2 separate regions of the Homo sapiens genome follow, and region 2 is linked to region 1. Evidence: chromatin contacts called from ENCODE Hi-C or POLR2A ChIA-PET data. All regions are on one chromosome and are shown on one strand. The core of a region is the stretch at or near the end of the contact, and the rest is flanking DNA. Distances in the headings are between cores, read along the strand shown. Region 1 holds the start of WDR35 (WD repeat domain 35). Region 2 has its middle 94 kb from the start of LINC01376.

Evidence for each region. A loop is a pair of places that touch in the nucleus more often than their neighbours do. ChIA-PET counts read pairs that join two places held with the same protein, here RNA polymerase II (POLR2A).
Region 2: a loop to region 1 is called in a map of breast epithelium, with 27 times the contacts of the local background. The contact joins the enhancer-like site here to the promoter of WDR35 in region 1. A Hi-C loop is called at or near these places in 1 of 168 maps with a recorded cell type or tissue (breast epithelium). POLR2A ChIA-PET finds 5 or more read pairs at or near these places in 1 of 52 experiments (HEK293).

What each region holds. Positions count from the first base shown.
Region 1 is chr2:19,988,785-19,992,448 of GRCh38, reverse strand. It overlaps WDR35 (WD repeat domain 35), which reads left to right and starts at 2,344. Exons shown (of 27, transcript NM_020779.4): 1 at 2,344-2,457; 2 at 3,167-3,284. The coding sequence starts at 2,434. WDR35-DT (WDR35 divergent transcript) reads right to left here and starts at 2,245. Exons shown (of 3, transcript NR_110235.1): 1 at 1,955-2,245. It overlaps MATN3 (matrilin 3), which reads left to right. Exons shown (of 8, transcript NM_002381.5): 8 at 1-397. RefSeq lists a silencer at 2,124-2,203 and enhancers at 2,364-2,413, 2,044-2,547, 2,564-2,613.
Region 2 is chr2:19,119,470-19,123,320 of GRCh38, reverse strand. No RefSeq gene overlaps it. Among named protein-coding and RNA genes, the nearest start is that of LINC01376, 94 kb to the right of the region's middle. Within about 2 kb of position 1,845, at least 5 of the 41 ENCODE cell types and tissues checked have a DNase peak (open chromatin) inside an H3K27ac peak, as active enhancers do; they include breast epithelium, where a contact is called at or near this core.

The sequences.
Region 1 (3,664 bases), core at 1,095-3,594:
AAACTTTTTACCAAGTACAAAAATCCCAAATTCACTTTATTATTTTGCTTCAGGATCCAAGTGACAAAGTTATATATTTATAAAATTGCTATAAATCGACAAAATCTAATGTTGTCTTTTTAATGTTAGTGATCCACCTGCCTCAGCCTCCCAAAGTGCTGGGATTACAGGCTTGAAAGTCTAACTTTTTTTTACTTATATATTTGATACATATAATTCTTTTGGCTTTGAAACTTGCAACTTTGAGAACAAAACAGTCCTTTAAATTTTGCACTGCTCAATTCTGTTTTTCGTTTGCATTGTCTTTAATATAATAAAAGTTATTACCTTTACATATTATCATGTCTATTTTTGATGACTCATCAATTTTGTCTATTAAAGATATTTCTTTAAATTATACTGAATTAACAGTTATTTTGATATTCAACAGTTTCTTATCAAAAGACAGAAGTTTGATTCTCCTCCTATAGTTTAATCTCACACTCCTGAGGCTAAAAGTGTAAGTTCAGGTTCAAAAGAAAGGCTTCAATATAAAATTATCTAAATTTGGATAAAATAATGATGAGCTTTACATTAATATAAGCTCCTGAGAAGCAAATATATCCTACAGATGTAAATATAAAATATAAACTTTAAGGAAGGAACAAAAACTAAATATACCAAGGAAATATATAAAGCATCTCTTACTTTTCAAAAATTTTGAAAGGGTATGACATAGAGCTACAGTAGTATTTTCCAGACTTTTTTGAGCCCAAAATCAGTAATACATATTAATATACCACAGAGAAATGGTGGTATAGAAGGAATAAATGAGAGTTCATGTGCAAGAAGGGAAAGATAAAGAGAGGTGAGTTTTCAGGTGTCACCATCAGTAACTAGCTTCAACTAATTATGTCTTGACCAGTTTATTGGAAACTCCTGGGTTAGATAATACTAATTTGTCTCATGCGTCCAGTATAGGGAGCCTATGGACAGGGGCCAATGTATCTTAAACAGACACACAAACAATGGAAAGCAAACATTATCTGAATGGGATTGGGTTAAGTTTGGAAAGAATTCCTCATGGAGACTGATTTGTGCTGGTTTGGCTAGGCACAACTGGCCTGTTAAGAGGGTAGGACCATATATAAAGTGGCTTGGGAAGCAGAGCCGGATGGAATGTTGCCCTGCAGAAAGCATATTGGCTTACTTGAGGTGGGGGCTCCCTAGTAAAAACATTTAGGATTGAGGGAAGATCTGATTTTGGATGGAGTTTAGATTTGCTAGGAAAGGCACTAGGGACTATTGTCAATTCTATAATAGATTGTGCTGGGTGAGACAAATCACCCAGGTCAAAGGATTGGAGGATTTTTATTTTATTTTTGTCTGAGATGGGAAAAGACTCCAAGTGGGGAAATTAACTACTGATGCATAAATTACATGCTAGATTATGGTAAAAGGGAAAACCAGAAATAAAAACATAGGTGAGACCAAATAATTTCATGAGTGGTTCTACTTGGATTTCTGCCCTATGCCTTAGACTTTGAGGCTTTGTAACTCTCAAGCATTCCAAAAGGACAAAGGAGAATGAAGAAAGAAGGTAAGAAAAAGAAGAGAATATGTAACAGTCGACTCTAGACGAGAAAACACCAAACGCTCAAATATTTGTAAAATGGGAGGCCATGCCCCAATAGCAATTGTACGCTGTAATTACCCAACGTTTACAGAAATTCCTTTAAAAGGACCCTCGGGGTTGCGGTAATAATTAAACTGTTAAAAAATATCAAAACAAGCGGAATAAACAAAATCTTCTATTCCTAAATTGCTCTAGAGGTTCTCCAATCCCCAAAGACACAGAGAAGGGTTGTAAGATCTCAGTACGCACATTTGCACTTTCATCTGGCCAGTGGCGCCAGCCTATCAAATACAGTAAATGGCTTTTCCCTTTCAAGAATGTTGGAACTTTGGAACTTACAAAATACTAAATAATTTGCCCTTATTCGAACGGGCGCCTCTCCTCTTAGGTTTATAGTAATGCCACCTGAGGCGCGGCTCCATAGCGATCATCACAGGTGTGGCGGGAGGGAGGGCGGCAGTGACCACGAGACGGGGCGCAGAGGGCGAGCGCACGGCTGGCAGTGACAGGTCGCGACCCAGCTCCTTGCGGAGAGCAGAAAGGCCCAGACGCCAGGGAACAGGACTAGCCCAGCTACCGCCTCGCGCCTCGCGCCCTGCGCCCACAAACCCATCGACGTCCGCGCAGGCGCACTACGCCGGTGCCCGGTGCGAGGGCGTCACCGGAAGTGTCCCGCGGCGCCCCGGATGCGACCGGGCAACAGCGGTTGCCAGGGCGACGGGAGCTTTCCGGAGCTGCTGGTACTCCCGATTGGAGACGTAGAACCGTTACTTGTCGAGGGCCTTAGCGGCCGCCGTGACCCTCTCGGGGATCCCACGATGTTCTTCTACCTGAGCAAGAAAGTGAGTTTCCTGGGGGGCGTCCTCGTTTCTCCGCCATTCCCGCAGCCTGCGGCGATTCCCGCTGCCTTCCCGAGAAGCCAGGCTCCTTCACCCGGTCCTGGTCGTGGCTTCGCCATTCCGCAGCCATCCTTCCCGCCGGGTCCAGCCTCCGACCTCTTCCTGCGGTTCCCAGAGCCTCAGTCTTTGGCCGAGCTTGCTGCCCTCTCGCAGCACTCTCCCATTCCTGCCCCTGGCTAGGTCCTTTTGGGTGGCTTGAGGATAAGTCGCCACGTGCTACCCTATGTTTCCTCCTCCACTTGTTGCTGATCCACGTGATTTAAACTCTTTGGATCACCACGAGCCATTGGGCAAGAGAAAAGAAATAACAATAGGATAGCCTAAGTTGTAGGTAAAAAGGAAGAGGGACTGGTGGTATGGATTTATACCCTCTCCCCGTCCTCCCTTTAAAAAATCCATCCGGTGAGACTCTGGCGTTGGCTTCCTCCGCAGTCACTATCCTTCTCTTTTGTGCACTTCTTTCCCTCTTTCCCAAATGCTAGAGCCCGGGTCAGTTCAGGGGACCATGCCCATTTTCACAACAGCTCATTTTTTTTCTGCAAGGCCGTTCGTTTTTCTTCTTGGAAGATTTTCTTCAGCTTTCATCTCCTGCAGACTTACTTCCCAGCTCCTTCGTGAAAAGTTGCTAGTGCGGCTGTGGTTGCTTTTTCAGATTTCCATTCCCAATAACGTGAAGCTGCAGTGTGTATCCTGGAACAAGGAACAAGGGTTCATAGCATGCGGTGGTGAAGATGGATTACTGAAAGTTTTGAAATTAGAGACGCAGACAGGTAAATGAATGCAAGCCCACATGTTTGGTAGTAAATTGGCTAATGTTATTTGTTCAGTGCGGTCTACTCATGTTATCTGTCAATATGCAGTTCTGATTATTTTAAAGGGAAAACTACCAAAACATTTTATGGTGTTTTTCTGGAGTATATTTGCAATAAAGTTCAGAGAATGTTGAATGTAAACATCGGATGGTTTTTGCTGAGTTATTAATGGAAAATGAAAAATAATGAAGAATGAAAATAAGTCACTGTGTTATGCTATGTCTAATTATTGTACTATATTATTAGGAGTCTAAAAGAAATCCTGTGAGTCAACATTTCACTAAGAAAATCTGGCAGATTGTTTACAGGTCTGTGTCATCCTTTCTGCTTATCAGATG
Region 2 (3,851 bases), core at 596-3,095, 870 kb after region 1:
CTTCTTTCTCAATATTTGTTTCCATTTTACAAATGAAAGACAATTTAGGCTTAAGCATATCATGCTGATTGCCTATAATACACTGCACTGGCTGTAGCCTTGGGAGAATGTCTGGCAAAGAAAAGGAGGCAAATATATACACAACCCCAAAACAAGGTGGTTATTTCATAGTGGGGCTTCTGTGGGACCTCCTTCTTCCCAAGGGTTGGCTAGAACAGTCATTTCCTGATATGGTTTGATTCTGTGTCCCCGCCCAAATATCATGTCAAATTGTAATCCCCAGTGTTGGAGGTAAGGCCTGGTGGGAGGTGACTGGATCATGGGGACAAATTTCCTCCTTTGGTGCTGTTCTCCTAATAGAGTTCTCATGAGATCTGGTTGTTTAAAAGTGTGTGACCCCTCTCCCCTTCTCTCTCTTACTCTTGCCCTGGCCATGTAAGATGTGCCTGCTTTCCCTTCGCCTTCCACCATGATTGTAAGTTTCCTAAGGCCTCCCCAGCCATGCTTTCTGTACAGCCTTCAGAACCATGTGCCAATTAAACCTCTTTTCTTTATAAATTATCCAGTCTCAGGTATTTCTTTAGAGCAATGCGGGAACAGACAAGTACATTTCCCCAGCCGGGTCTTCTAATGTATCACCACTTCTTGAGAACCTTGTGAAAAGGATTCAACAGTCAAGTGGGCTTAGAAAAAGCTGCATCTTATTTCTTTTGGAAATTTACAACACACCCTGAGAAGTCATATAGGACCAAACCCATCTAAATTTATCTCACAATGTTTTGAATATTGTTGCATGGAAACTTTCCCCTGCTGAATACCTGTTAATATATCATTTAATGAATGTTCAGCAGCTCTCATTTTGTGAAACCCCACATTTTGTGAAACCCTTCTCAGGGCTTCTTAGTGAGGTCAGTTTCTTTGCAGTGCTTTCTGAATGCTGCACGACTTACCATTTATGAAACAAGTGTCACAGATTAACCTCAGTTAATCCTCAAAGCAACTTTGAGGTAGGTACTAGTCATTCAATCACTAATTAATTAAATAATTCATATTTATTAGTTATCTACTATGGGCATGGCACCCAGGACAAGTTTGCTATTATCCCCATTTTATAGATGGAAAAACTGAGGCACAGAAAAGTTAAATAATCTATCCAGAGTGACATGATCTGCAGATGACAGAGCCAGAAACAAATTTCAGCTTCTTTGATTCCCCATCTTCTGTTGTTTTCGCTTTTCTGACTGCAGATAAGTCTGTAACTGTCAGCTTGCCCCAGTATCACTCTAGAAGTTCAGGAGAGGGGTCTTTGCTATAAGCCGAATCTAGATTCCTGCTCTGTCTCATCTTCCCCTGATGTTGTCTCTGCTTTCAGCTCTGAGGGTCTGCAGAGACTCAGAGCCCCGGCCACCTTTGTAGTTCCATACTCTGAAGACAGAGAGCAAGACAGAGGCCTTTGAATTCCTCTGCACTTGGCTGCTTCCTAGAAGAGACTCTCCCAGACACAAAGCTTTGGGACAATCATTCTAAAGGGTGCCCAGGCATGGTGGGCAAGGGTGGGAGGCCTTTGGACCTTGGAGTTTCCTGTGCTGTGGTCTAAGACCTGTTCAGTCAAGTCGAATTGTACCGGAATTGTGGAGTTTGTGTAGCGAGCCCACAGCCAGCTGTTTATTATTTTAAGAACTCTTGGTTGCTGCTCTTAGATATGGGGGTGGAGGGGGGCAAGCCTACTGTGCAGGGCGGCTGCCACATTCTTCTGGGAATGACAATGTTCCTCTGTGTGCTCTGCAGTGACCCCTCGGGCAGAGCTACTGCATTCCAGAACCCTATGCAGCCAGATGAACAGAAACTATTTTATCTCCTCAGTTATTGAAACAGAGTTGAAGATCTAGCAGTTGGACTTCTTTCCCTCATGTAGCCTTTATATAGGGAAGACCCCACTGGGGACTTGGGATTGTGACACTCATGGCTGTATCAGAGTAATAGGTCTGCATGCTCACACTATGCTCTGTGAAGCTCCCTCTTCTTTTCCTCACCTTTCAAAATGTGTCCCTGCTGGGTGCCCTGCAGTATGAATGTCTCAGTGTCCCACTGAAACATCTGTTATTACCCAATCGGGCTCAACACCCCTTCCAGCCATGTCCCAAGACGCTAGCGCTGAGTACTTTCAATGAAACAGAGCAATGTCCTCGAGCTGTAAATGCCTCCCAAAGACAATCGGACAGAACTTCATTGTTTTGGGGAAGAAGGCGCCTCACATAGTGGTCACATTGTGGTTACCAGGGCCTGATGATTAATCCACAGAGAGGATGTGCAGGAGAGAAGAGCTGGCATCATTCCTGTAGACGGAGATTCTTGAAAATTTCATGTCTCCAACTGAACATGTACATCAGAAACACAAGATTCCCATTGTAACAGTTTCTTTGGTGACCTTATTTTTCCATTTGTCAGTTGGCATATATGTAAGTACCTTTTGTCTCTGCCCAGGGATACTGTGTTCCTGAAGTATAAATGTTTTTACTCTTCAAAAATTTACATTGTGCTGACTACAATTATACTTCTAAAGATGCACACATATTGTGCTTTCTAAAATTTCTAAATCAGAAATGAAATATTGGGCAAATGGTGCATGTAGAAATTAACATATTCAGATACTGATCAATATGTATATATTTAGTACAAATATTAAATTCTTTTTAAAATCAAGTTTTCAAAAGCTCTGTGCCCAGATCTTTTGGGGTTACTCTAGGGGTTTCAAGCACTATCTGCCATGATTCTGTCCTCCACGATTCTGTCCTCCACATGATCACCACCGAGTGAAGAGGACTCATAAAGTGAGACAAACACTATACTCATAGGCAAACGCTGTATGAGAGGAGCTGAAACAGAAGAATACAATGATATCTGGTGGATGACAATTCGCTGCTCTGACAATACTGGTACTGGACCTTAGACAACTTCTTTGAGTTTCTGTTCCCTCTTCCAGATAAGTTTGCTCTGAAGAATAAATCATGAGATGTATGTATAACACGCTCTTTCTCAACCAGCCTGATGGAATAGCTGGTTAATAAACATTTGTTTTAGGATGGCATTGTGATTTTGGACTCCTATGAAATATTTTCAAACATAATCTTAGTAACTGTGCCCCTCAGGCCTCTTCGGAACAGCAGTAGCTGCCAGGTGGGCAATGGCAATGGGGATGAAGGTGGGGCTGGTGCAAGAGTCATTAGGAATTTGGTCATTGGTTGGATATCAGATTAGGGAGATGTGTCTCAGAGAGTTTGTGTTTCTACAGTGGACAGCTGGGCATCTAATCCAGCTCCTCCAATATCCCAATTAAATGTATGCTTCAGCTTTTGGGGAAACCCAGCCCAGAGTGCACTGCCTTCAGGTCTGTGTTCAGAAGCAAGCCTTCTGTCAAGGCGGAGTGGGATGAGCTGTTGCTTATTTTTATAACCTAACATCACACCAGACAGGGCTCAAGGCTCAGAAGACAAAGCAGAGAAAGTTGTGTCTCTTTGAATGTTGTGTCTCTTTGTTTTGAGCTCAAGGCCTTTTAATGCCATCAAATGTCTCCTTGTTCCCTTGTTGTGCAACAGGGCATGCAGCTCTGAATGGGACCTTTTATAATTGGAAATTCCATCACCGTTCCAGTTGCCCCTGATTCTCTTCCCTGCCAAGCAACATCCTCCAAGACTTTGAAGTTGCATGTTTGAAGGAAGCATAGCCCACCCACACCTCCCCACCCATGTTCCTGTCCACAGTGTCAGCTCAGACTCTGCAATAGAAGGGGGACCAGCTTCTGGCTGCCACATTTCAGGAGCTGGAGTCAGGGGGCCTGTGCTGTCCCATGA